2 separate regions of the Mus musculus genome follow, and region 2 is linked to region 1. The links are chromatin loops, found by intact Hi-C in ENCODE. Cell type or tissue: left cerebral cortex. All regions are shown on one strand.

What was found. Peaks named below come from ENCODE experiments on the same cell type or tissue, not always from the same donor. Only the 100,000 strongest peaks of a DNase experiment are listed, where the experiment ranks them.
Region 2: a loop joins it to region 1, with 3 times the contacts of the local background. A loop is called at or near these places in 3 of 42 quality-filtered maps.

Annotation. Positions count from the first base shown.
Region 1 is chr5:82,726,983-82,729,482 of GRCm38, forward strand. No RefSeq gene overlaps it. Among named protein-coding and RNA genes, the nearest start is that of Mir1187, 71 kb to the right of the region's middle. In left cerebral cortex, no CTCF peak of the experiment used is centred here; DNase peaks (open chromatin) are centred at 964, 1,426 and 2,495; H3K27ac peaks cover 1,564 bases.
Region 2 is chr5:82,897,321-82,899,820 of GRCm38, forward strand. No RefSeq gene overlaps it. Among named protein-coding and RNA genes, the nearest start is that of Mir1187, 100 kb to the left of the region's middle. In left cerebral cortex, no CTCF peak of the experiment used is centred here; DNase peaks (open chromatin) are centred at 1,280, 1,833 and 2,240; H3K27ac peaks cover 2,250 bases.

The DNA.
Region 1 (2,500 bases):
ATTTTTTAAATGTTAAAGTATATGTACTTACATAGAAAAATAGTAATTCTCATCTTTGTATTTGTAAAAACTGAACATAAATAGGTACAGGCTATATGAGTTATAAAATGTATTTGCTTTATTTATAGCATGTAATATAGAGCAACTAAGTTTAATACTTTCTTTTCCTGTGACACTCTTTTGTGGAAAATTCTGCATTGGTACAAGTAATAACAAGCAATTAGTATGTAATGCCAATAGTAGGCTGCAGTAGAATTGATTTAATGCTTGGGTAATGGTAGTTTTCATGGAATAACTTTACTCAACATTGAACAAACTGTAAAATGGACACTAACTTGTCCAGGAATTGCCTAACAGACCACTCAGACACTGATCTTAGTCAAACAGGGATAGATTATTGAACACACACACGAGACACCCGGGACTGGTTGATCAGGGATGTAGATCAGACTCAGGAACTGAGACTGCATTCCTAGCTGTTTCCCACGGGCAGCTTATAAAAGCTAAAACAATAAAACCTCATAGCGACCATAAAATCTCATATATAGGTGCAGGAAGTGCTGCTGCTGGTTGGGATCCAAACTTATTGTAGCTAAATAAAGCAGTTCAAACTGACCTTTATTGCAATTGCCTCTAGAGGAGGGAGAGGGTCTGGGGAATTTCCAAATTCCACCAAAGCATAGAATTTAATGGAATAAGCGGTAAATGATTAATCCAGGCATGAGAAAGGTCCTCTGTATCAATGTTAAATGGCTTGGTACAGGCATAAAAGAAAATGGCTACAGTGATGACAGAAAGGCAGCTGTTTTCACGCCATACTTACTGGTGAAGAATAGAATGGAGTTATGTTCTGTGGTCCCTGTCTTCCCGTGGTGTGTCCCTGCTCTGACGCACACCAAGAGGGAAAGGATGAAGCAAAGTCCAGAATGAGCGGGTCAGCATGATGCGGTTCAGCAGTGAATGCTGGTGGGAAGGACGTTTCCTCTGGAGATTGATCTCAGGGCTACAGCTCTTTAAAGTTACGATTCTTTTAGATTAGGGTCAGATAATCACCTCTCTCAAGATAGTATTCAACGAAACAGCTTGTTTGCATATACTTTATTCTCAATGAACCAGGGGTACATATGGACCTTGGAGAGTGGGAGAGTTTTTAAGATAATTTTATATACTCCCCAAAATCAACAAATGGCCAGATCCCCATCATATTTTGTTTTGGAACAGAAATTATTTTGCTGCTTCCCTTGACAAGGGAGAAAGCATCCTTGTGAATGACTAACAAGCATCCCATAGATAGGAGATGAGACAAATCTTCAAAGACTTTGTGGCTGACCATGTTCTAAAACAGTAATGTCTTTTAAATCCAGCTTTAAGGAGTACCTTCTGGCTGATCTTTCTACTTGACTATTTAGCATGACTACAAGAGCCCTGTGCTCTTCTACAGAAGAGAAGTCAGCTGGAAGGCCTGAAAATAACTGCTCTCAAAATAGAAGTGAAAACTGAGAAAGAGAAGGGGGAAAAAAAAAAAAAACACTTGCTGAAGAGATCGTTATTTGCAGAGCTGTAATTTGCAGAAGTTTTCTTCTGGTTTCCGTTTGTGCAGTACACCTTCAGAGAAGTGTCCCAATAATGGCAGGCTGAACTTTTAAACAAGTTGGTGAATTTACATCAATTTAGTGAATCCTCCTTTTCCCTGTTTTTCTTTTAAACAGTTTGAAATTAGAAACATGTTTTTTTCCCAGCTAGAAAAATTCCTCTAGTTTCAGAGTTTATATATTTATTAAAAACTGGATAAGTACAACAGAATGAACAGTGTCATACAGCCTCATTAATAATATAAATATCTTAGCCAGGTGGTGGTGGTGATGGTGGTGGTGGTGCACACCTTTAATCTTAGCACTCTGGAGGCAGAGGCAGAGGCAGAGGCAGGTGGATTTCTGTGAATTCTAGGTCAGCCTGGTCTACAGGGTTTTTACACAGGACCATATATCAGAGGACTTCTTATGTAATAATAATGAAACACAAACTTAATAAAAATGATGTATGTATACTGTAACTTGCGCATACACACACACTATTTTTTTTTCAGATCCTAGAATTAAATGAATGTGAAAACCGATCGGCAAAAGGAAAGAGGGAAGCATTCCGATCAGCCTGAGGGGTATGCAAAGTTTTTTTTTTATTCTTGTGATTACAATATAATTACATTTCTTCCCAATTTTTCCTCTTTCTAACCACTTCCATATCTCCCTCATTGTTCTCTTTCAAATTGCCTCCTTCATCATTAATTGTTTTTGCATATATATACACATATATTCTAACTATCATCTGCTCAGTCTATATGATATTACCTGTAGATATGTTTTTCAGGGCTGACCCTTTCAAATGGGACAACCAATTGGCATATGCTTCCCTGGAAAAGATGATCTCTCTTACTGACAGTAGCAGTTGTCTGGGTTCTTTGTGTAGGGTTGAGGCCTCTTGGGCACATCTTCATTCACTG
Region 2 (2,500 bases), 170 kb after region 1:
TACCAGGGTACAGTACCCTATTTTCTAACATATATTTCAATCTCCTTTCATGTGCTGATCATTATATTTTATGAATTGTTAGAATTATTTAGTCATATATATGAACAAAACATATCCAAATTATTTAAAATAGAATTATATGAATTGTCTTCCAAAATTTCTAATAGGTAGTCCTTAGAGCCACCCACAATATCAAGATTGTTGTCAACATTCTACAGGCAACCACATGACTATTCTCTAAAATAAAAATCTTTTTCCTGAACTTGGCTTTGAACAACTATCACTAGACTCAACTATACCCTTCCTATCATAACGTTTGAGTTTCTTCTACTGTGTACCTCTATATCTGTGCTATACCTGTACATTTTCAATTTCCAAAGCTACTTCTGCATTTCCAAATAATGGTAAAACATCATGTAAATCCTCAATGACAATATTCTGTCTTCATATGTTTGAGCTGCAACTTGATAGTATGCAATGCATACGTAAAAGATGTTCATTTAAGTCTTCCTGTGGCTGTAAATTTAAAACATCATGCCACCAGTGTCATATGTGGTTATAGCATTCTTAGTACACTCTGGTCTATGACACAACACAGTGAGAATACATGAAAGAAAGATTATGTAGTAGGAAAGGCAAAATAGGGACTATCCCAGCTTGATCAGTATAATAAGTTGTCCTCAAGAGAACTAACTCATTTTTACAGGTCTACACTAATCTCTTTATGATCAAAACACAATCAATATATCCCTGCCCTTTTCTTATTATATTTCAGGAGCTTCTTGTTTGTGAAATATCATTTATAACATCAACATTTTGAAGACATACCACTCCAAAACACATCAGTATAATAGAGTGTAACCATAGCGTGTTAATGTGTGTGTTATATGTAACTTCATGATCCCACTCATATCTTGTTAATCAAAGACATTTTAGTGTGAGTCATATGGCAAATTCTATTTGGTCTCTGCTAGAGAATTTAAATCTATGATTCAGCTTACTTGAATTGAACACATAATTGAAACAACTGACATATAACTTCACTTCTTTCTAAGAATTCTATCACATACTGGTTACACATACTAAAGTTCTGCAAAATTGAGAGATTAAAAGTGATAATTATTTATCATCTCTTTAGACTCCAGGTGGCACGCACAGTGACAATCTGGCTGGAATCACTCCCACTTTCCAATTAGTTGAGAAGTTGCCTAGATTTGGCTGGTTTATGACAGCCTTGTCTATGCTAGCCAGGATGACTGGGGTTCCTTCCACATGGCCTCTCTTCCAAGAGCATACGGCCAAGACTTCTTCCCAGAAGCACTAGAATGTGTCCCAGTTCAGAAAGAGAATGCAAATTTCAGTATTCAAAAGGTATTTAAGGCTTCATTTGCATACTGTGTACTTTTGGCTTTGTACAAGAACATACTCAATGTGGGAAGAGCAAAAATGGGGGATGCAAGAAACACTGGCATAATCAAATCATTTTTTATCACAATCCATCACAGTAATGCTATTGATAGTTGAATATACCACGGAGATGAAGAAATTGTAGAAGAGTCGTCTTGTAATATTTGAAACACCTTTCTGTATTGCTTAGAAAATTAGGAGAGAACTAAGTTGATTCACTAAGTTCACAGCATCTCATAGTGCTGTTTATCTCACCTTTATGCTGTGGGATTCACAGCAAGATACAACCCTAAGGCTTCAAACCAATCACAGTAAGTGAAATGCTCTTTCTCATTACCTTAACATCTACTTTCAGATTGTCAGCACCAACCAACCTGTGCTACTTTGAGAACAGAGGGGCTGCTGCTCACATAGAGTCTCTTATCTGCCAGCAGTGTCTCCTCCACTTTGTTAGCAACATCCACATATGGATAAAATAACCTATACAATAAATATAACCATTTTCTGAATCTCCCATTTCCCCATAGCTGCTGGTCGACACATTTAGGTACAGTTTATAACTCAATTACAGGAGCTAATATTAAACACTTGAGAGGAAGACTTCATTGGTACAAAATCATTGCTATAATCAAATGGCCTGATTATTTGTATTATTCTGGTTTATGTTTCACCTCAGGAGGACTTAAGAAGCAATCAGCTGCATACATAGTCAAAGACAACTTATCCAGGTCAATTTAGGAAGAACCACCACAGAAACGCATGAATCTATTTAGTTCTAGGTTTGAGATGCACAGGATCGCTCCCCCAGGCTTAGCAGGTTGCTGTAATGAGCTGGCACAATGCCCACTCCTTCCATCTGCTGTCAGCAAGGCTTCTATCGAGTCATTTGCATTAAAACCCATAAGCAAACTAGATGTGGAATTCTTTCCTAGGAGTGCAGAAGACTCCTAAGTCAGAGGACAAGATGAAGTGAGATCTATGACCACACATTTGAAAGACCCTCTGCTGTAAAGCTAAGCCCCATAAACCAAAACAAAAATAACTGGAGAAGAAACAAGACAGATAGTTTTATGTTATTTTTTCGGGGTCTTTT